Linked DNA regions of Homo sapiens: regions 2 and 3 are each linked to region 1. Evidence: chromatin loops called from intact Hi-C (ENCODE). Cell type or tissue: PC-3. All regions are shown on one strand. Region 1 overlaps FARS2 (phenylalanyl-tRNA synthetase 2, mitochondrial). Region 2 overlaps FARS2 (phenylalanyl-tRNA synthetase 2, mitochondrial). Region 3 holds the start of LOC107986516 (a long non-coding RNA gene).

Region 1 (8,000 bases):
TAAACTCCTTGGCTGAGCATTTAAGGTCCTCCGTAATCTGGCTCCAAAAGGCTCTTTCTACATCATACATTCAAATCAAGTTGTTTCTTTGTTATGTCCAAAGTAGTACTACGCCCACATTCTTGCACGTGCCTAAAATATACTTCTCTTCAAGCCTGCATATCCAACTCTTTTTGAGAACTGTCCAAGAAATCTAGTCTTTCAACCATTGGCTATGAGTGAATTGGGAACCTCTTCAAAGACTAAGTCAGATGCCACAAAACCTTCCCCAGTACCCACGGAGAAGTCATTTCTCCTATCTGCAAACAATCATATCCTTTCATTTAGTTTTCCTCTTGTGGTACTTGTCAATTTCCACCTTGTATATGGTTCTTCCTGTACACTGTCGTTCACCAAGTAACAATGTTTTGGTAAATGGCAGACTACTTATATATGACAGTGGTCCTGTAAGATGACAGTACTGGGCTGGGCACCGGCGTGGTGGCTCATGCCTGTAATCCCAGTACTTTGGGAGGCCGAGGTGGGTGGATCACGAGGTCAGGAGTTCAAGACCAGCCTGGCCAGCATGGTGAAATCCCATCTCTACTAAAAATACAAAAATTAGCTGGGCGTGGTGGCGGGTGCCTGTAATCCCAGCTACCCAGGAGGCTGAGGTAGAGAACTGCTTTAATCCAGGAGGAAGAGGTTGCAGTGAACAGAGATCATGCCACTGCACTCCAGCCGGGGCGACAGAGTGAGACTGTCTCAAAAAAAAAAAAAAAAACAGTACTGTATTTTTATTGTACCTTTTCTATGTTTAGATATGCTCAGATATACAAAAATGTACCGTCACATTACAATTGCCTACGGTATTCAGTAAAGTGCTGTACATGTTTGTAGCCTAGGAGCAACAGACCATACCATACAGCCTAGGTGTGTAGTAGGCTACACAATCTAGGTTTGTGTAAATACACTCTATGATGTTCACACAACGACAAAATTGCCTAACAACATGTTTCTCAGAATGCATCCCTGTTGTTAAGTGATGCATGACTGTATATCTTATCTCTACAACACACCTTCAGCATAAAATTTGGGACTGTGAGTCTCCCTGTGTCCCACCTTCATCTCCACTTCAAGTACCCGGTACACTGCCCAACATATGTCAATAATAAATAAATGAAATAATGCATTAATGAACAAACAAATGAACAAACCGTGCTGGCTGGCCCTGGTTACTGAAGCCCCAGCAGAAATTAATACATGTAGACAGCGGCATGTGCCATTGGAGATAACGGAAATGTGATGATGGCTCGAGAAGTATGCAGTCCTTTAGTTTGATGGGTATGAAGGACATTCATGAATGATGTGTTTTCCTGCCTTCACAGAACTGAAGGGCTGGTTATTGGGAGGCTACATGGAGAGCACAAATTTGGTAACAGGAGGGATCCTGAGGTTCCTAAATCATTCATGGATAGACTGGGTTTCTGGAGTGGTGTTCTAAAAACACAGTGATATCAGCAGCTAGGGATGCAAGGGTGTAAAGGTATCCAGCAGGGCGGCGTCCATTCTGTGTGGCCTGTGCACTGAGATCTTTGCTTATGCTGATTATTTTCTTTTTCTACTATATTGAAAGACACCGCTGCCTACATCACAAACAAATCTATCCTTATATGCCTGGGTAGATCAGGTAAAAATGCAAGTAACAAAGATAATCCAATTTAGCCTGCAAATAAAAAACTGAGTCTTCTACCAAATTCACCCTAAACAAGAACAATGGAATAACCCTCAGGAATGCTGTAAGAAGAAAAACAATGTATGTAAATATAATTCAATGTTTTCTAAAGCTTTAGATGCCCTCTCCTGAATCAGGAGCAGGGTATTCTTTTGTTTTTTTTTTTTGTTTTTTTTTTTGTTTTTTGAGACAGAGTCTCGCTCTGTCGCCCAGGCTGGAGTGCAGTGGCACAATCTCAGCTCACTGCAAGCTCCATCTCCCGGGTTCACACCATTCTCCTGCCTCAGCCTCCCAAGTAGCGGGGACTACAGGCACACGCCACCATTCCCGGCTAATTTTTTTGTATTTTTAGTAGAGACGGGGTTTCGCTGTGTTAGCCAGGATGGTCTCAATCTCCTGACCTCGTGATCCACCCACCTCGGCCTCCCAAAGTGCTGGGATTACAGGCATGAGCCACCGCGCCTGGCCAGGAGCAGGGTATTCTTAATGCACACAGTGTATCCAACATGCGTGAGTTACAAAGCATGAGGTTTTGCTTGTGCTGATTCGTGTCACAACCTCCTTGGCATTATTTAAATGTAGTGTTTGGTATGCAAATATAGATAACACCAAAAGTAACATCTAAACGAGAACAAAACAAGAACAATACAAACTGGTTAAAAATAATTCCACGTATGAACATATCTATGGACTGCAAACATTACCCTTTTAGGCCATGAATATATATTTGCAGATACTTCATCCAAATATTAACACACTTTTTCTTTATGCACAAAATTTTGTGTGTGACATATACTGAATGTGTGCTCTCTGTATTTAACAAAGTTGCGGGGGTGTGTATTCTTATTTCTTCCACCCAAATAAACAAGCAGACTGACATCACAAGGCTTCTTTTTACTTAGGCAGAATATTGAGCAAACAAATATTTATTCTGGGTTACTCAGCTGTGATACATAAGGGGATTCATGACATGCTATGTCTGGTGCCTGCTAAGCTCTTACGAGATAATTGCACCTTGGACCACCTAGGACATCACATTAAATGGAGAGACCTGATTTTAAAATTTAAAAAACACAGAATGGGCAGAATTTAATCAGTCATGCTTCTATAAAATTAAGGAAGATATAAATAAATGGGCAACAGAAAGGTGCAATAAAACCAGGATTAATCAAACCGTGATTAATTCAGGATCAGATTAAAACCAATAGTGCCAGCTGTATCTGATCCATTCTGCAGCATTATTCTCTCCTGCTCCTTTTTGTTTTCCCATTTTTCCTCCTTCTCATTCCCCTTTGCTCTCACCCCTAGGGCACCCTCCTTGGTGGATAAACCTGCAGGAGAGTTAATTGTCACATACATGGATTTAATCACATTGTCCATCACATTTGGGGGCCCTGCCTTCAGCGATCCATGACTAATTGTTGTGGTAATTTTTCAATCATTAACAGCAGCGCATATGCTGCAGACAAATCCCAGCGTGCCTGCTAAACCCCAGTGACATGCGGCCCACAGGCTCCAGAAGCACCACTACACCAGCCCCCAGCCCCAATCCTATTAGTCATGCGTCGTCATTAATATACATCTATTCCAGGGATATGTCAGGCAGCAATGAGGTCGGAGGGGGCTGAGCATGCTTTATAACACAGCCTTGTTTTCAATCTATTCTTTGAAAAAGGAAGAGGAAGAGGAGGAGAAAAGGAAATTAAAACTCCATGTGGGATAAGGAGCTGGGGGACTATTCTGAATTCCACTTGTTTCTCATTCATTTTCAGGCAGGCTCCTGAGCTGTGGCAAATGCCCTTTCTTTGGGTTTCAGCAGTATTAGCGATCTCCATGGCAACCACCAGTACGCATCTGCTGCACCACACTGCAGCTTCCCTGGGCTCAATTCTCAAGTCGCCCTGGTGTCAGACGGGGCGCACCATGTGCACTGGTGGGACAAGACCCTGCCTTGGGGAATCATCCAGCTGATTGAAGCCCAGCTCTAATCACCACATAATATGAGCCAACAAGATCATACAGAATATGATCTGCCTACACTAGGCAATAGGATTCCAGGACTGCTATTTATTTTTCATTTTCCTTTTCTTAAGGGCCTTTGTTGGTTAAAAGCAAAGAGCCACTAGAATAGCTATCTAACAAAAGGGATTAATTTTAAAATAGGTGGTACAGTGTTGCTGGTAACATTTACTTCAAGCAAAAATCTCATATGTCCTTCATTAAAGGAATTATTCAAGAGGAAATTAAAAGTCCTGGAGTTTCCCTTTGGTTCTTCGTAAATGAAGGGCTAGTTGGGATATTAGCCAGAGCAAGAAAAGGTAAGAGAAGGATTCCTGGGTTTTTGCTGAAATTCTGACTCTTGCTATGGAGTCTCAGGAAATTCCCTCTTATACCCAGTTTCCCCAAGATTAAAATAAGATCTACTTATTTTAGGCGCTTAGCACCGGATCACTAACAAGGCCTCGGCAAGACTTAATTAATACGTGCAATTCATTTTTAGCTCCTCAAATGAAAGACGTTTGGTGCAGGCTCCACTATTATGAAATGAGGGGCCGAGCGCCCTCTACTGCTGCTTCTGGGTCAGTCTCTCAGTGGCTGAAACCCCTCAGTGGGGTTCACTTATTGTTAACATGTAACTCTCACACTCTAGCTTAGAAAGCCTTTTCTGATCAGTAAGAGCAGGAAGAAAGGAACACAGGAAGAGGAAGAGAACCAGATAATAGACTGGCTGTTATAAATAGAATATACCTGTACCAAGACTATTCAAAGGTACTTGAGGTTAATACAGCAAAGGGAGAAAGGTCTGCGAAAATTCAGAGTGCTCAATTTTGTATCATGAACACATATTAAAAAGATAAAAAAATTGAGTCTCTTTACTTTCCACTCACCTTCTTCCAGGACAATGATACTTATAGGATCTCATTGATTTGTCTATTTTCTAGAAAAGTTAGATGAAAAAGAAAGCCTTGTTTTTCTTGGAATTTTTAATAAACACAGGACTTAGATTCCAACTTTGTTTTTCAGTTTAGTAGCAACAAACCCAGTCCCATGCGCTATACAGAACTACACAAACTATACGGAACAAATCCACTTTGAGCCTTACATATAGTTACTAGTTATTCTAATAAAAAATTACAGAGGAGAAAATAAAATGATCTGAATATTACTCTTATTCTTTTTTCCATTATGTAATGATGATACTTAACATGTATACATCTGGAAATACGAGTTTGGTGTAGAGCTGAAATTGGGTAGTGTATAGTCATCCCTCAATATCTGCAGGGGACTGGTTCCAGGACACCCTGCAAATACCAAAACCTGAAGATGCTCAAGTCCCTCATATAAAATGGCATAGTATTTGCATATAATCTATGCGCATTCTCTTGTACACTTTAAATCATCTCTACGTCTACTTATAAAACATAATACCATGTAAATGCTATGTAAATAGTTGCTATACTGTATTGTTTTTTACTTGCATTTTTTTTCCTGAATATTTTTGATCCACACTTGGTTGAGTCTGCGGATGCAGAACCTGCAGGTATGGAGGGCCAACTGTATTAAAGAAATTCTGCTTCTTTATCAAAAATTAACTCCTTTTGGAATGGTGTTGTGAACAATAATATTAATAATAAAATAGATAATAATGAAGTCTACTACTCATTGAAGTTTTATTGTGTCAGAAACTATTCTAAGTGCTCTGCATCCATCACTTTTTAATTTTTACAACTCTTCAAGGTCAGTACCAGTATTATTCCTATTTTTGAGATGAGAAGAATGAGACTCAGAGAGGTAAGTATCTTGTGTAAGGGCACACAAATGACAAATGACAAAACTAGAATTCAGATGCAGAACCTCAAAATCCTAAACCCACAAAGTAAGCCATTAAACTATATTGAAAAACACTGATTAGAAATCTAGCTCCCTTAAAGGAAAAAGAAAAGTTGTAAAAGCTCTGTTCATTCTTATATATTTCCTACTCCAAATCCAAACCTTATCTTTTTAGAAGCAATGACCGCATATTTTTCCATCGCCTTTAATTTTTTCATGAGACATTATCCATTGACACTTGAAGCGAGTCATCCTGACTGACAGAAACCCAGTTCCTTTAAGAGATGCCGAGGGCAGTGTACAGAACATTCTACACAACTAAATTCCAGAGCCTGGCAGAGGGTCTGAGACTTGCTGGGGTGGCAACTAACAGCTAAGTACTGGATCATGACATGCTGCAGTGGGAGAAGGAGTTTTCTCAGCTCTCTGCAGCTGTTTAGAGAGAAAATCAAGAAGGTATCCAGCGGAGGGATTAGCTACTGTCACCCGCTGAAGGACACACAGCAGGGATATGAAGTGTGGGGCGGGGCTCCGCACAATGGGAGACAGGCCGGTTCTGCTGTGAGGTAGTGAGAACCGAGTGGGGTCAAGGCAGTGCAGCAACGCACAGGACAGGAACCTCGGTGGACCAAGCAAGTGGTGAGTGATGATAGCTGCATGAGGGAAAACAGCAGGAAGTGCGAGCTGGGAGGCTGACTGTGGGCCTGCCACCAAGTGGTCCCAAGAAACAGTCGCTGGAAGTGGCAATGGCTAAACACTGGTTTCTGTGAAGACATCTGTGTAAGGGATTCATGTCAGTCTCGAGCCCTTTTCAAGAACCCAAATCTCATCAGGCTTGAAATGACCAGAATCCGGTAAACTGAGATTGGCAGGAAGATACATTTTCAAAATTTACCCGTCACATAACAGCTGGAAAAGGGAGTTATGGTATGCCAAGTCATATACACATCTGTGTTATATGGATACAAATTCCAGATACGGAAATCCTTAAACTTCATCATTCCAAAAGGATATGACTATCCAGGAACATCTCCCATACATTACCCTGTAAAGACAAATGAAATCATCTTTCTACTCTTATCTCACTGTCATTTTCCTGTGTAAGATCAGAAACAGACCACAGCATGCTAGCATCGCATTCTTGTGAAAGTATGAATAACCGGCTAATTGTTAGAAAACAAAATGGATTGCTGATTATGCAAGGAATCTGTAATCCATTCTGCAGACACAGGAAAAAAATGAACAATCAAACACTGGCATTAGAATAGTGTCATTACCTTTTATGAATGAAATGGCCCTCTTTGAAACAGATTCAAAGATTTCTGGTCGAATTATATTTTAAAACATAAGTATTCTTTCTATAATATTATGGATTATCCTTAAATAATTCTTTCCCTAAATATGAAGCACTTGATGAAAATATTAAAGGGAATTCAATTATTGTAATAAGATACAACATCACCGTCACACAAATTCTCCTTTTCTTTCATTATATGGCTAACTTTTTTTCTTTCTTTTTTTTTTTTTTACTTTTACCAGCCAAGGGAAAAAATATCTAATTGGCATGCTCTGAAATCTTGAGCTAACCCTGGTACTACAGATGTGTAATCTTTCACGGTTTGGCAATATTATTTTGCAGTGCATCGTAGAATGAGAAATGCCACTTAGAAAATCATGGGCTTTGATGTTGCTGACACAAAGAGTTTCCATGACACTGAAGCTCTTAAAAGAGTTTATCTTGATGTATATAACATGTCACCATAACTCTTGGGTTGAGAATATCACCACTTTCTGAAAGCAGGGACAGACAAGATGCTCTCTCAGGTCCCTTCCAACTCTGATATTTGGTGGCTATAAGTTTTTACTACTGGCCTCAGCCTCTCAGTCAGGAAAATGAATAATAAACGTTGCACCAATATATATTCTATTTAATGACATTCTGAAGTTAGCCATGTTATTAAGAAAATAAATGTTTTGAAACATAGTTCATCATTCCCTTCTGATAACTTTCTTAAGGTAATGAGCATCTATAATCATCAAAATGTATATCTAGAATCATAGAACCATAAAATGGTAAGGCATAAGTCATCTTAGAAATCATCTTTTGGTCTGACCACATTTATTTTACTGATAGGAAACACAGAGGTCCAGAGAAGAAGAATAAGAACAGTAATGATGATAATAAAACTTATGACTATCATTATCATCATCAAACTAACATTTATCCACAGAAGAGAGTGGAAGCTACTGGAAAAAATTAGATTGTTCACCTATAACATGTAGCATGGTGGGGGTACTGTCAGTATGGAAAGCCCACATTCTGAGGAGTTGACACAGGAAGAGGATATAGCAACGTTGACTAAGAAAGGAGATCACTGAAGAATATTTTATTAACATTTCAGACCTATTGTATCTTATTTCAGCATCTAAAACCTCATGGGCAAATGTTGTTAGC
Region 2 (8,000 bases), 210 kb before region 1:
AGGAGATATACCTAATGTTAAATGACGAGTTAATGGGTGCAGCACACCAACATGGCACATGTATACATATGTAACAAACCTGCATGTTGTGCACATGTACCCTAAAACTTAAAGTATAATAATAATTAAAAAAAGTTCATAGAAAGAAAGACTGTTATCATCCACAATATCAAACCTGCATGACTTCTGCAGACATCTATTGAGCACTCACTATGGCCCAGGCACTGTGCTAAGAAATGCAGGGGAAACAGATGAAATCTCATCATCCACCAGTCTTTCTTGGGCGTGCTTCTGGGAGCTGTAAATTCAGCTCCGGCATCATTTTCACCCTTCACGTGGGAATCCTGAGGCAGCAGAAGTGATCTGAATATCCTCCGAGTGGTCTTGTGGGAAGAGTATTCTAAAGTTATTCAATCTAAATAACATCATTTAAAAATTACAGTCTTCATTTTTGCTAATACAAGGAGAGTTTTCTCACCTTAAAATTGGAGGAAATATTGTCAAGCAACTAGACTTGAATAGGAAGGGGCCCAATATGGGCCTCTTCTAGGAAGCCCTTGAGTGCGGCCTCAGCTCTGGTCCTGGGTGAGGCCTATGGTAGCTGGTCCAAGAGAGGGTATAGCATGTTCCCCTTACCCCAGCGTCCAGCCCCCTAGGCCTAAAGCAAAAACCTCGTACGCTTTATCTACTCCAGGTAGAATTTAAAATGCCTTCTCCAGCCCAGAGTCACTCTGGCTTAAATTGCTCCCCAATCCAAGTTCTGCCTACACTGTGCAGCAGAGTAGGCCAGGTCCTGAGGACACCCCTCATTCACTGCAGTCACACAGTGGGCCAGTCACCTCAGGACTAAAGCCACCCTGGTGCAATAGTGACTTGCAGGGTGTTGCAAAGAGGCCTAACTGCTCACCTCCGTGGCCACGATTTAGGATGGGTTGGAAGGACTGGACAGGGCAGTTCTGAAGCCAGCCATTGGATCTCCCCACCTAAATCTTTTCAATACTTTAGTGTGAAGAGACCCAGAGGAAACCAAGGGGGGATCTTAGTTCCTGTACCTGGCTCAAAAATAATGAATCCTTTATGAAAAAGCAACTATACGTACAAGGGAAAAAAATTCTTCCTTGAAATGGCAGATGTGAGGAAACTATTGATTGGTTCTGGCCCCAAATGATAGGAACCCTCCCCTTTTGCTTCCATTCTGCTTGCGGCTGCCTCTGCTGCTTCTTGGGCTGGCTGTGAAGAGCCTCCTGCCTCCAAGTGACAACCCCACACACTGATATCATGAGCCTCCATGGGTTCCACGGTGTTTAGGGTCAAGGGTTCTGAGTTTCTTTACTTCAAGAAGAGAAATTATAAAGAAAATTGCTCTCCGGCTCCACTTAATCTTTTTTCCTTGATTGCTAAGGGGGAAGGCACACAAATTCTTCCCTGGCTGGTGAATGGGCAATCTGAATGACTTCAGAAGCTTAAATAGAGTGCTGGGAGTGACAGAAACCTGTCTTAATAGAGTCCTTTCACAAACATAATAGAATTCGGCTCCTGTTAGCAAGAAAAACATCTGATGGCTGAGATTAGCTCCCTAAATTGTCCTTTCAACATCCATTCCACCTCTCCACTCAATGTGTAAGATGTCTCCTTTAGGTGACAGGTACTGGGATTTTTGAGATGGTATTTAAGAGAGAGAAAGAAGCTTCCTGACTGGAAGCACTAAGCAGTGCTTGGAGGGTGAAGCTAGCTCCTTGTTGCAGCTTTTTGTTTATACAGCTGGCTTACTCTAGGGTAAGGGTGATGGAAATAGCTCTTGGAAATAAAGCGCAGCATTTGCTAACATAGGAGGGCAGTGATCATGAAAACAAGCGAATCACCTTAGTTGGCAGAAATCCTCAGAGAATGACATGCCAGTTTAATTTTCTGGATACTCAGGGATTCATAAGGACATCATCCCTTGGTCTCACTCTTGAAGGGACTCTTTCTCAGCTGTAGTTTTGCATACTAGTGCGCAGGGCTGGGCAGGTGATGGGCGTGCGGCAGAACCAGGTGAGGGGCCGGGGACGTGTCAGTGGGGTTTATTATGAACACAGCTGGCACATCGGGGATGGTCCTCTGAGGACCCAGGCTGTGACTGCTCATGCACAGGAATGCAGGTAACAATGATGACACCGTTATTCACCTGAATTAGGCTTTAAGCGGTTGACAAAGCTCTGAAAGGCAAGCCGGGCAGGTATACAAGAAACCGCGTTCTGAGGGGGAAAGTTATAATCTCTCTATAAAACTGCTATTTTGAGCAAAGGCTTGGAACCAACCCAAATGCCCATCAGTGATAGACTGGAAAAAGAAAATGTGGCACATATACACCATGGAATACTATGCAGCCATAAAAAAGAATGAGTTCATGTCTTCTGCAGCAACACAGATGAAGCTGGAAACCATCATTCTCAGCAAACTAACACAAGAACAGAAAACCAAATACCACATGTTCTCACTCATAAGTGGGAATTGAAGAATGAGAACACATGGACACAGGAAGGGGAACATCACATACCGGGGCCTGTCGAGAGGTAGAGGGCAAGGGGAGGGAGAGCATTAGGACAAATATCTAATGCCTCCGGGGCTTAAAACCTAGATGACGGGTTGACGGGTGCAGCAAACCACCATGGCACATGTATACCTATGTAAATAACTTGCAGTTCTGCACATGAATCCCGGAACTTAAAGTAAAAGAAAAAAAAAAAGAAAAAAACAAAAACAAAAAAACACTGCTCTTTTGTAGCAGAGGTGGACCAGACTCACGTTTCCCAGCTCCTAGGCTGGTGGTCTCTCCTGTATCCCTAGAAATCCTTTTCCTGCCCTGAAGAGACAGCCAGGGAATTCTGGGAGTGAGGAGCAGCTCCCAGACTAACTTAGCACACTGGAATCAAAGCTAGGCAAATGTTCACCCAGGAATAATAAAACCTATTCCTTCTTCCTCCCAGAAAATGACATCACTATTCACCTGCTCACTTAGTCCCAAACCCAGGATGTGTCCTTGTCTCCTGGCTTTTCCTCACACCCTACAGAGCATGCCCTGTGCATTCTGCCTTCAGAGTGACCCTGACTCTCTCCATTCCTGTGCCCGCCCTCCCAGTCCAGGCCACCCAGACGGCTGAAAGCCTCTAACAGCCCTCTGCTACCCTCTTCTCTGACAGTCCATTCTCTCAATAAGTCAGATCACATGCTAAATGAGTAAATCTGTCCCACCCCTTAAAACCCTCCATCTCACTTAGACCCCAGGCTGAGGCCCACACAGCCCTACATGTCCCAGCCCCTGCTTCCCTCTCTGAACACGTTTCTTCCCACAGCCATGTCAAACTCGGTTCTGCCTCAGTGCCTTTGCACGTGCTGTTCCCGCTATGTCCCCAGCCTTTCCATGGTCCCTTACTTCCCTGCTTTCTCAGGAGTCTTCCCTGACTCTCCTTAAAATGAGTTACTGCTTTTCACTTCACTCTCTGCCCCACACACTCCTTTACTTTTCTTCACTGCGGGTGTCACTACTTGAAATCACACTGCAGATGAACTTATTCACTTATTTAGTTTAGTGTCTGTCTTTCGCAATGCCTGGAAGCTCCATGAGGGCAGAGCCTTGTCATCCTGGTCCCTATGTATCAGCTGCAGCTGAACAGGACCTGGCTGACAGCAGGGCTCCGTACCTATTGAGTGCATGGATAAAAGAATGACATGCAAGGCAAGGGGGAAAAGCCCCATCTGCTCACTAAGGACTGAACAGACCAACTGGAGTCCAGCACAGGACGTTTTACATAAATTCAGTGTGGAAAAGAATGACACATTCAGTGTTCCCTTCGGATAGAGCCAGGCTGCCCATAATAACATCTTTGCAAATGAATTCCACCACCCCTACTTTATACTTCTTTACAACTTATTATTAAACTACCTTAAAAAAATACAAGGGTCTTGCATAGTGTCTGGTATATGATGAAATTTCAATATTTATTGCCGAATTTAAAAAATTTCTCATCTGCCATTAAATTTTCTTTTTCCCTGCTTCCTCTATTTCCTTCCAATACAAATGTATATTTTTACATTGTTGTAACTATATATAGATATTAATTTGTTTCCTGTTTTTCTTTGGTAATACTTTTTGATGCTGCAACCTAGTTATTGTCATTTTTAACAGCTAGGTAATATTCCATCAAGGTGATGTACTATAATTTGCTTTTTGTAGTCTCCTCCTTTGGGCATTCAGTTACTAAAAGTTCACTGAGAGTAGAAATGCTAAACAAATGGAGGTAGAGTCGGAAGTGTCCTTTTAGCAGAACCAAAACCACATGCTGACCAGGGCAGAGTAAAATGGCATGCTGGTCTGTCACCCAGCAGCCTGAATTCCGACTCTTTACCACGTTAGTTTATTAGAGCAAACTGTAGGTTGCTGTTAGAAAGCTCTAAATCACTTTACAAATTATTGATGAAAGAATGACTTCAAGCACCAAACAAATGTAGCCACCAGCCTCAGGAAAAGCACCAAAAGAGGGAGGGATCCAGAGAAGGAAGGGAGGGGGAGAAGCAACAGCTCTAAGGAAGCTGAGAAGACTTCAACAAAGGCCTTGCTAGAGCCTGTTTTATTTCTTCGATCTCTTGAGAATACAGTCAGCAGTTTGTCAGCAGATGGATCAGCCAAAGTCAGAGGGGAAGAAAGGGCTTGTCTATCTTGGGGATTTCCCCACCTTTCGTTGTTAAAATGCTTCATAAGCTGCTGCAAAGGAGTGATTTTCTTCTTTTTCCGTTTTTTAAGTAACTTTTTCCCCCTGTACACAAATGAAATACTCATTGAAAATAATTTGGGAACTACGGGAAGGCATAAAGAAAGTAAAAATCACCTGTAGTCCTGTGAGCCATGGATAACCATTGTGAAAACTGGATCTGCTGTCCCGCTCTCCCTCATGGACATAACATGAATATTTATAAAATGTGAACTAGGTCACATATTCTTCTCTTTACCCTTTAAGCCCATTGTTATATTGTGAACTTTTTTTTTCAAAGGTGCACAGCTATTCTTTAAGATGTTTTAAATACCTGCAAAATAGTTCCTTGTCCAGATGAATAAACTATAATGTATTTGTTTCTCAATAGGTAACATTCAGGTTGCTTCCAAATTTTCAGTCTAATAAAGAAGAATGCAGACATCTTTGAACCTTTCTCAGATAAATCTCTTAGCACAGATTGTTAAGAAGCAGAATTACCAGATCAAGGGTATGGGCACTTCCAGGCTGATTCGTGTTGACAAAACACAAACTTGGAGATTTACACTCAACACGGCCTTCTATGAGGGCGATTATGTCACTACTTCCTCATCGGAAGCAGATATTATTGTTTTTATATTTTTAACTGTAGATGAAAAATGGAATCATTATTTTAAATTACATTTCTTTGATTACTGGTGAGGTAAAACTTTTACATTTTGTTTTCTGGCTGTAAGTGTAGATCAACTGTTTAGTGAACTGTTTTTATTGAGCTGCTGCTCATTTTTCTATTAGAACAAATTTTGTTTTCACTGGTTGTTGGAGCTACTGTAACAGTACTTTGTAGAAGCAAAAAAAAAAAAAAGACAACGTCTGTACTTTTTGCAGAACAAACAAGAGGTGCATGAAAACAAAATTAGAAGGAAATATACCAAAATGTTGACCAGGGGTTATGGATTAGGTGGTAGGACTGTGGGTACTTGCTGAATTTTCTAGAAGCAGCCTAATAAAAAGGTAACAATAAACCATCTTCCATATACGCCTCATGTGGTGCTGATGGCAGGACCGATGGGGCAGCTGTATGGGAAATACAGGGAGGACTGATTTTCCTTTTATTTCTAGTTGATCATAATTCTCATTTAGCGTTTTCCCTATGTTCACCTGTGTTGTTGATAGAGATGCCTACCAGAAATCCTTTTCTAGCTGGCCCTGTGGATAAACAATGGCAGGTGACAGCTGCCCAAGCTGGTGGTGTGGATGCTTATGCGTAACCCATGGCTACTCATGCCTAACCCGTGGCTACTCTGACCATCAGCTGCAGCCTTGTTTTCCTGGTTATGTGTCTCAGTGTTGGTTGGGCACCTTCACTGAAGTACAACTTTGCTCACATTCACACAACGTCCAAGCACACACAAGTGCTCTGAGCATAAGCATTGTTTCTAATGCCTTCATCAAGACCCTAACAGCATCAGAGCTACGCTACATTCTGTAGAAAATCAAATAATCATTAAAATAACTGTGATTATGTAGCAAGAAGGAAAGATTGCTGTGGACATATACCTGGCAATAGCTGTTTCCATATTGGGTTGGAGGATGAAATTCAACTTTAGAGGGAGAACAACTCTTTAGGAAAACACTTTGATGAATTTTCTTATGAAAAGTAATGCCCTCAGGAACCGGGAAGTAAAACGGAAAGTAAAAGGATCTCACTCTAGGGTGTTGTTATGAAGGAAATGTGTGCGTTGGGGGGTGGGGGTGGGGGAAGTGAGGGTTCCTCTGAGTCAGGACAAAAAAGATAGGAGTTTTGGGAGGACCAGGCACTCAGGAAAAACCAGGAAAGGATAGAAGCTTTTCTAAAGAGACGGCTGCTTCCAGGTATGAATCTATTCACAGGGCAAGGATGGAGAGTAAGAGATTATGGTGATGAATCACTGATAAACTGTCAAAACTGCAATGTGGAAATTCAATTTTAATAGTTTCCTCTCCATTATTTCTTTTGAAAGGCATTGTACTGTTTAGGAGACCCTGGGAAAAGAGGGAGGTAAGGCGATCAGTATTGTGGACATGTTAACAACCCAGGGAGTGTTGACAGAGGGGTGATGGAGGAGGGTCTTGAAGCCAGAATTTAGAGCTGGAGGAGGCAGGAGGACATAAATAACCCCAGGCAATCTGCAAAAGCACTCAACAGGGCAGGCCAGTGCAGTAGGGCTTAATGTTTTTATTTGGATTTTAGAGGGAAGGGTAGAAGGAGGCTGGTGACCCCAGGACACATTTTGGTCGCAATTATGTTCCAGAGGCTGGTATCACTCATTTTGAGGACCAAGTTTTAATGTCTTGTGCAGCTAAGGTCTCTCAGGATATAGAGGGTATCACCCCTAGAAAGCATAGCCTGAAGGAAGCATTAGAAACTGAGAGGTTTGCTTTGTCACCTCGGTTTTCTGGCCTTCAACAGGTCAATTGCAGCATGTCATCTCTTCACCAGCAAAAAAATTTGTGAGACTATTTCCTAAGGACAAGCCTCTGGCAGGATGTTCCTAGAGCTTAGCTTACTATTCCAGCCACAAATCAATGTGTTTCAGACATTCCTTCTGATCCAAGGGGCACCACTTCTGGATCAAGACAAGACTGCAGCCTAATTCACCAGGTCATAAAACAGACAGTGGGGAAAATCTCCAGGAAGCACACAGCAGGTATTTCCGCATTCGGTCAGCTGGTAGAACTTTCAGAGAAGTTCTTGGGAAATTTACAGAGCTCATTCCAAAACTTTGGAGAAAGAGGGGCTTAAAATAGAAAATGAATTATTTATCATATTCTCTCTGTAACTCACAGACTTTAAAGAGCACGTACCAGGGTGTTTCCCTCCTAGCTTCCATACCACTCAGCCAGGTAGGTCCCTCTTTGGCCCTTCTGAAGGATGTGGGAATGAGACATGTTTGAAGCTCCAGAGGCCAAGAAGAGTGCAAGCAGCCCTCGTATTACAAAGGATGGCTATGTGTGAAATGAGGTGAATCTCTTCCCTGAGAGATTATTTACTTATAAAGTAAGAGGCTATCTGCAGCAGTGGTTGAGGGCGCAGCACTGACAATGCAGACTATAAAAGTATGTCCTCTCTGATGTAAACTTAGTGCCTCTGAAAGAAGCCATGGCCTGAGGGGCTAATCCCAGCCAACAAGTACCCTCTTCCAGGAGGCCAAAGCGTCTCCTCAAGGCACCAGCTCAGATTTCCTATCTCCCTCCCATCCACCTTTCCTCCCAAGTCTACAAAGGATG
Region 3 (8,000 bases), 420 kb before region 1:
AAAAATCCACAAGTTCCAATTGTGCTGTCATGATCAATAGGATGCTTCTTTCCAGGCTGCCTGTCAGGGGAGGATAGGATAAAAAGAACCAGAGAAAGCTGTGCATAGGCAAAGCTCTTTTGTGTTACAAGACTTAGCAGTGGGGCTCTGCCTAAAGCAAGGATCTGAGAACTGCTGTGCAAATCTAGGGTGTAAAGAGATTGTTCCAGGGCTTTCTCCCTAGGGAAGAAAATCCCTAAGTACTACAGTTGGCCAACAAGCAATTCTCAGCCTTCACCTGGCTTCAGTCTCAGGGAATTACACCAGTTGCCATTTTGGCTCTATCAAGGGTATATCCTTCCCCAGTGTCTTGCACACTCCAATCCTAACACCCATCACACTATATTGTAATTGCCTAATAATCCTTTGTGCCATCTATTCAGCTAACACCATACATAGTAAATGACAACAGCTCACAGCATGTTTGGTGAATGAATGGACTTCGATGGAGACAGTGGTGATAAATCCCTCAGTTCATGCAGAATCCTTGGGGTTTGAATCCTCTTGTCACATCCTCCTTCGCACCTCAAGTCTTTACTTCCCAAACTTAAGAAGGACAGCAACACCTCCTGCCATCCCCAAACCCCTAGGACCCCAAGGAAAAATCATTTCCCCCAAGTCTGACACATAACTGGCGCTTAATCAATGCTTGCCAATTAAGCTGCGTTGATTATCGTGCAAAGTTATCTCACATTATTTTAGCATCAGCTTTGGGCTTCTACCTTTTCATTGTCAATTTAATAATTCAAGAGACTTTTATCGAGTGTATCAGTCAGGATAGGTGGGCATCAGCAAACCTTCTCTCTGTAGGGCCAAATAGTACAATTTTCTACTTTCTAGACCATGCAGCATCTGTCACAACTGTTCATTGCTGTCATTGCTGTGTGAAAGCAGGTGTAGACAATATATAAGTGAATGGGTATGGCTGTGTCCCAATAAAACTTCATTTGCAAAAACAAGTGAATGACCAGATTTGACCCATGGGCCATAGTTTGCCAACCCATAAGCTAGGATAGGCTATAGCAACAAACACCACCAAAATCTCGGAGGCTGAACACACTGAGAGGCTATTTCTCCCTCATGCAACATGCCCATCATGGGTTGGTGGTGGGGAGGGAGGTCTTCTCCACAAAATTACCACAACATCTTATGACAGAGCCATCTCTATGTGAGGCTTCAGTGTTCCCCATGGCAGGAAAGGGAAGGGCCAATAAGGCAAGTTCTGGCAAATAAACGCCTTATCCCAGAAGGCACACACATCACGTCTATCCTCATGTCATCGTCTAGAACCCATCACCCCACCTGTCCTGAATTCAAGGGCATGCAGAACTGTAATCCAAAGTTAGAAGAGAACTGAACATTGGCAAATTAAGTCATGTCTACGATGTTGAGAATCAGTCATGAGCAAAGCCCTGATCCAATGCTGGGCATCAGTCATGAGCAAAGCCCTGATCCAATGCTGGGCATCAGTCATGAGCAAAGCCTTGATCAGGAGAAGAAAGTAGCTAAGAGGAGGCCCCTGCTTAATAGGCAGGCATCCAGCCCAGTGACCAAGACAGACACACCTGCAGAAAAAGCTGCTGCAAGCAAGTGGGTTAGGAGGGTGAGGGTCTATACTCCCCTTAGCCATAAACTCCATAACCAGTCCGAAGAATGACAATAAGGATAAGTACACAACACATGACAAGGATATCAGGCAAGAATCCCAATTCTTTGCACATTCGATGGGCAGTGAAAATCTGGATGACTTGTGATTGGGCACCCACACCTCCAGACTATTTCTAGATTGAGGGATATTGGGCCTATTGGGTATGGGGTGAGAAAGAGCAGAGAGAAGAAAGCAAACACAGCCTTCCCATGTGTAAAGTAATGATGTAAATTTTTAAAATAAGTTACTGGAAAATAGTAGAAGCCTATCAAGGACAGATGTTCCTTCCACTCAAGCAGCCTTTATGCCACATCAGCAACAGACACCAGTGGATCCTCATTTTGAACACTCAACTGTGACTTTGGGAGGAAAATGCTGGTCAAATTCACTTACAAAGTAGGGAAAGCCTGGAATTTGAAAAGCCTGGAGAGAGCCTGGCAGTGAACAGTAAAGAAAAGAGACACACGCACGTGACCCATCGTGCCCTCGTCCAGCTCTGCCTACAAGCTTGGCATGGCCTGAGGGCCCCTGGCCAGCCTGATACAAAGAGAACTCACAGGTCAGAAGTTGGCACAGGGCTTAGAGGAATGGTTTACCTGCTTAATGAAACAATTCATTTTGTCAGTTCCCAAGAATACTTACCTTCTCCCCAGAGACTTCCAAGAATTAATTAATACTAAAGGCTTGTCAGGCCCTTTGCCAATATTAAGGATTTGTTTAATCTGAAAGGCCAGTGTAAGCACAAATAGACGAGTTTGGCTTTATTTTATAATACTCCATCTGACGACAAGCAAAGTGACCTTGCCATATGGAAATACAAGGAAGAGAGCCCTTCCTACAAAAAAGTACCACGCCAGACCACGGTGGCTCACGCCTGTAATCTCAGCACTTTGGGAGGCTGAGGCAGGCAGATCACGAGGTCAAGAGATCAAGACCATCCTGACAAACATGGTAAAACCTCATCTTTACTAAAAATACAAAAAAATTAGCCAGCCATGGTGGCGTGTGCCTGTAGTCCCAGCTACCCGGGAGGCTGAGACAGGAGAATTGCTTGGACCCAGGAGGCGGAGGTTGCAGTGAGCCAAGATCGCACCACTGCCCTCCAGCCTGGCAACAGAGCGAGACTCCAAAAAAAAAAAAAAAAAAAAAGGAAAAAAAAAAGACTGCCGTGGAAGGCAGGCAATATGATATATGGGAAAGTTCTGTACCTTCTAACCAATTTTGCTGTAAACCTAAAACTGCTCTTAAAAGTAAAGTCTATTACCAAAAAAATGGCTGCAAATTCTTTGACATTCCTCCCATCGAGAGTTTGGGTGGAGGGAGGGGTCTGTATCCCCTCCTGTTAAATCTGAGTGGGCTTGAGACTGTGGGACTTCCAGGGTTAGCTCAGGAAAGGCAATGCTGCTTCCTCTTTGTTTGCTGGGACACTTGCCTTTAGAGCCTTAAGCCATAGTGTATGAAGTCTGACTGCTCTGAGGCCACCATGCTGTGTAGAAGCCCAGGCCACCTGGAGAGGCCACGTATGGGTGTTCCAGCTGCAGCCACAGCTGAGGTCCCAGCTGACAGCCAGTATCATCTACTGGACACATGGATGCCTCCAGGTGATTCCGGTCATATTGAGTCAACCCCCGGTGTTCATGCACCCAGTCAAGGCCCCAGACGTGGAGCAGAGCCAAGCTGTCCCTGATGTGTTCTATCCAAATTCCTGACCCACAGAATTTGGGAGCATAATAAAACAGTTGCTTTATGCAACTATGGTCATAGTGATTTGTTACACGTTGATAGTAACTTAAATGTGAAGGCTGCATAGAATCACGGTTAATAAGGAATCCAGAACCCATCTGCTTGACTCCCCCATTTACCACCACCTCCGCAACCTGGTGCAAGGTATTTCAACTCTTGTGCCTCAATTTTCTCATTGGTAAATTGTAGGTACTATTAGTGCCTACCTAATATGGGTTACTGTGAATATTCAGTGATTCAGAAAGTGCTTAAAACACTGCGTGGTACCCAGTAAACGCTCCATAAAGATTTGCTGTTCTATTCCAAAGCCTTTCCTGACCACTGTAGCCCATGGTGATGTCTTCTCTTATTCAATCCCTCATCGGGCACCACTCACCTTTCCCCAGGGACGACTGTTGGGTTGTCTAAGAATGTCTTCTCTCCCTGGCCTGACTGCTGGGGTCTTCAGGGCAGGGAACAGCATGCATCTGGCATCTCAACAGCTGTGGGCACAGAGCTTTGCACAGAATGGATGTTCTAAAGTATATGTTGAAGAAGAAAAACACAAGGCACAGACAGGCACATGAATGGCTCTCATTGGTTCAGTGCCAACGACAGCTCGGGAGGGCTGGTAACTCTCCATCCTCAGTGTGCTCTGCCTAAGATAATCCTCCTCCCTGGCACTTCTCTTCTATTATGCTCTTCATCCGCTCTCTTATGTTCCAGTCTTTTTGGAAGATTTTGGTTCAATGAGTTCCTTTCACGCTCAGTGTCAAAAGTACCTTGTTGCATTTCCTGATAAACAGTTGTTTGGACATATGGAAATTCCTAGCATTGCTCAAAGTTGACACGAGTATGGGAAATAGTCATTACCTCATCCTGCTAGCATGAGAGTTCCTGGATGCAGGTATTTTTGAAAGTAAATTGGCCTGGAGGAGCCAAGATGGCCGAATAGGAACAGCTCCGGTCTACAGCTCCCAGCGTGAGCGACGCAGAAGACGGTGATTTCTGCATTTCCATCTGAGGTACCGGGTTCATCTCACTAGGGAGTGCCAGAGAGCGGGCGCAGGTCAGTGGGTGCGCGCACCGTGTGCGAGCCGAAGCAGGGCGAGGCACTGCCTCACTCGGGAAGCGCAAGGGGTCAGGGAGTTCCCTTTCCGAGTCAAAGAAAGGGGTGACGGACGGCACCTGGAAAATCGGGTCACTCCCACCCGAATACTGCGCTTTTCCGACGGGCTTAAAAAACGGCGCACCGCCTGTAGTCCCAGCTACTCGGGAGGCTGAGGCAGGAGAATGGCGTGAACCCGGGAAGCGGAGCTTGCAGTGAGCCGAGATTGCGCCACTGCAGTCCGCAGTCCGGCCTGGGCGACAGAGCGAGACTCCGTCTCAAAAAAAAACAAACAAAAAAAAAAACAAAACAAAAAAAAACAGCGCACCACGAGATTATATCCGGCACCTGGCTCGGAGGGTCCTACGCCCACGGAGTCTCGCTGATTGCTAGCACAGCAGTCTGAGATCAAACTGCAAGGCGGCAGCGAGGCTGGGGGAGGGGCGCCCGCCATTGCCCAGGCTTACTTAGGTAAACAAAGCAGCCGGGAAGCTCGAACTGGGCGGAGCCCACCACAGCTCAAGGAGGCCTGCCTGCCTCTGTAGGCTCCACCTCTGGGGGCAGGGCACAGACAAACAAAAAGACAGCAGTAACCTGTGCAGACTTAAATGTCCCTGTCTGACAGCTTTGAAGAGAGCACTGGTTCTCCCAGCACGCAGCTGGAGATCTGAGAACGGGCAGACTGCCTCCTCAAGTGGGTCCCTGACCCCTGACCCCCGAGCAGCCTAACTGGGAGGCACCCCCCAGCAGGGGCACACAGACACCTCACACGGCAGGGTACTCCAACAGACCTGCAGCTGAGTGTCCTGTCTGTTAGAAGGAAAACTGACAAACAGAAAGGACATCCACACCAAAAACCCATCTGTACATCACCATCATCAAAGACCAAAAGTAGATAAAACCACAAAGATGGGGAAAAAACAGAACAGAAAAACTGGAAACTCTAAAAAGCAGACCGCCTCTCCTCCTCCAAAGGAATGCAGTTCCTCACCAGCAACGGAACAAAGCTGGATGGAGAATGACTTTGACGAGCTGAGAGAAGAAGGCTTCAGATGATCAAATTACTCTGAGCTACGGGAGGACATTCAAACCAAAGGCAAAGAAGTTGAAAACTTTGAAAAAAATTTAGAAGAATGTATAACTAGAATAACCAATACAGAGAAGTGCTTAAAGGAGCTGATGGAGCTGAAAACCAAGGCTCGAGAACTACGTGAAGAATGCAGAAGCCTCAGGAGCCAATGCGATCAACTGGAAGAAAGGGTATCAGCGATGGAAGATGAAATGAATGAAATGAAGCGAGAAGGGAAGTTTAGAGAAAAAAGAATAAAAAGAAATGAGCAAAGCCTCCAAGAAATATGGGATTATGTGAAAAGACCAAATCTACGTCTGATTGGTGTACCTGAAAGTGACAGGGAGAATGGAACCAAGTTGGAAAACACTCTGCAGGATATTATCCAGGAGAACTTCCCCAATCTAGCAAGGCAGGCCAACGTTCAGATTCAGGAAATACAGAGAACACCACAAAGATACTCCTCGAGATGAGCAACTCCAAGACACATAATTGTCAGATTCACCAAAGCTGAAATGAAGGAAAAAATGTTAAGGGCAGCCAGAGAGAAAGGTTGGGTTACCCTCAAAGGGAAGCCCATCAGACTAACAGCAGATCTCTTGGCAGAAACCCTACAAGCCAGAAGAGAGTGGGGGCCAATATTCAACATTCTTAAAGAAAAGAATTTACAAGCCAGAAGAGAGTGGGGGCCAATATTCAACATTCTTAAAGAAAAGAATTTTCAACCCAGAATTTCATATCCAGCCAAACTAAGCTTCATAAGCAAAGGAGAAATAAAATACTTTACAGACAAGCAAATGCTGAGAGAGTTTGTCACCACCAGGCCTGCCCTAAAAGAGCTCCTGAAGGAAGCGCTAAACATGGAAAGGAACAACCAGTACCAGCTGCTACAAAATCATGCCAAAATGTAAAGACCATCGAGACTAGGAAGAAACTGCAGCAACTAACGAGCAAAATAACGAGCTAACATCATAATGACAGGATTAAATTCACACATAACAATATTAACTTTAAATGTAAATGGACTAAATGCTCCAATTAAAAGACACAGACTGGCAAATTGGATAAAGAGTCAAGACCCATCAGTGTGCTGTATTCAGGAAACCCATCTCACCTGCAGAGACACACATAGGCTCAAAATAAAAGGATGGAGGAAGATCTACCAAGCAAATGGAAAACAAAAAAAGGCAGGGGTTGCAATCCTAGTCTCTAATAAAACAGACTTTAAACCAACAAAGATCAAAAGAGACAAAGAAGGCCATTACATAATGGTAAAGGGATCAATTCAACAAGAAGAGCTAACTATCCTAAATATATATGCACCCAATACAGGAGCACCAAGATTCATAAAGCAAGTTCTTAGAGACCTACAAAGAGACTTAGATTCCCACACATTAATAATGGGAGACTTTAACACCCCACTGTCAACATTAGACAGATCAACGAGACAGAAAGTCAACAAGGATACCCAGGAATTGAACTCAGCTCTGCACCAAGCGGACCTAATAGACATCTACAGAACTCTCCACCCCAAATCAACAGAATATACATTTTTTTCAGCACCACACCACACCTATTCCAAAATTGACCACATACTTGGAAGTAAAGCTCTCCTCAGCAAATGTAAAAGAACAGAAATTATAACAAACTCTCAGACCACAGTGCAATCAAACTAGAACTCAGGATTAAGAATCTCACTCAAAACCGCTCAACTACATGGAAACTGAACAACCTGCTCCTGAATGACTACTGGGGACATAACGAAATGAAGGCAGAAATAAAGATGTTCTTTGAAACCAACGAGAACAAAGACACAACATACCAGAATCTCTGGAACACATTCAAAGCAGTGTGTAGAGGGAAATTTATAGCACTAAATGCCCACAAGAGAAAGCAGGAAAGATCCAAAATTGACACCCTAACATCACAATTAAAAGAACTAGAAAAGCAAGAGCAAACACATTCAAAAGCTAGCAGAAGGCAAGAAATAACTAAAATCAGAGCAGAACTGAAGGAAATACAGACACAAAAAACCCTTCAAAAAATTAATGAATCCAGGAGCTGGTTTTTTGAAAGGATCAACAAAATTGATAGACTGCTAGCAAGACTAATAAAGAAAAAAAGAGAGAAAAATCTAATACACGCAATAAAAAATGATAAAGGGGATATCACCACCGATCCCACAGAAATACAAACTACCATCAGAGAATACTACAAACACCTCTACACAAATAAACTAGAAAATCTAGAAGAAATGGATAAATTCCTCGACACATACACTCTCCCAAGACTAAACCAGGAAGAAGTTGAATCTCTGAATAGACCAATAACAGGATCTGAAATTGTGGCAATAATCAATAGCTTACCAACCAAAAAGAGTCCAGGACCAGATGGATTCACAGCTGAATTCTACC

What was found. A loop is a pair of places that touch in the nucleus more often than their neighbours do. Peaks named below come from ENCODE experiments on the same cell type or tissue, not always from the same donor. Only the 100,000 strongest peaks of a DNase experiment are listed, where the experiment ranks them.
Region 2: a loop joins it to region 1, with 3 times the contacts of the local background. A loop is called at or near these places in 9 of 110 quality-filtered maps.
Region 3: a loop joins it to region 1, with 6 times the contacts of the local background. A loop is called at or near these places in 9 of 110 quality-filtered maps.

Annotation. Positions count from the first base shown.
Region 1 is chr6:5,467,427-5,475,426 of GRCh38, reverse strand. All of the region lies in intron 4 of FARS2 (phenylalanyl-tRNA synthetase 2, mitochondrial), which reads right to left. Among named protein-coding and RNA genes, the nearest start is that of FARS2-AS1, 13 kb to the right of the region's middle. In PC-3, CTCF peaks have their summits at 1,514 and 4,271 (motif pointing left); DNase peaks (open chromatin) are centred at 2,646 and 4,276; H3K27ac peaks cover 2,194 bases.
Region 2 is chr6:5,678,335-5,686,334 of GRCh38, reverse strand. The region is part of intron 6 of FARS2 (phenylalanyl-tRNA synthetase 2, mitochondrial); the gene reads right to left. The region is part of intron 2 of LOC101927950 (a long non-coding RNA gene); the gene reads left to right. Among named protein-coding and RNA genes, the nearest start is that of FARS2-AS1, 220 kb to the right of the region's middle. In PC-3, no CTCF peak of the experiment used is centred here; no DNase peak of the experiment used is centred here; H3K27ac peaks cover 948 bases.
Region 3 is chr6:5,888,754-5,896,753 of GRCh38, reverse strand. LOC107986516 (a long non-coding RNA gene) reads right to left here and starts at 5,186. Exons shown (of 2, transcript XR_007059427.1): 1 at 3,807-5,186. RefSeq lists an enhancer at 4,619-5,248. In PC-3, no CTCF peak of the experiment used is centred here; no DNase peak of the experiment used is centred here; H3K4me3 peaks cover 1,449 bases; H3K27ac peaks cover 981 bases.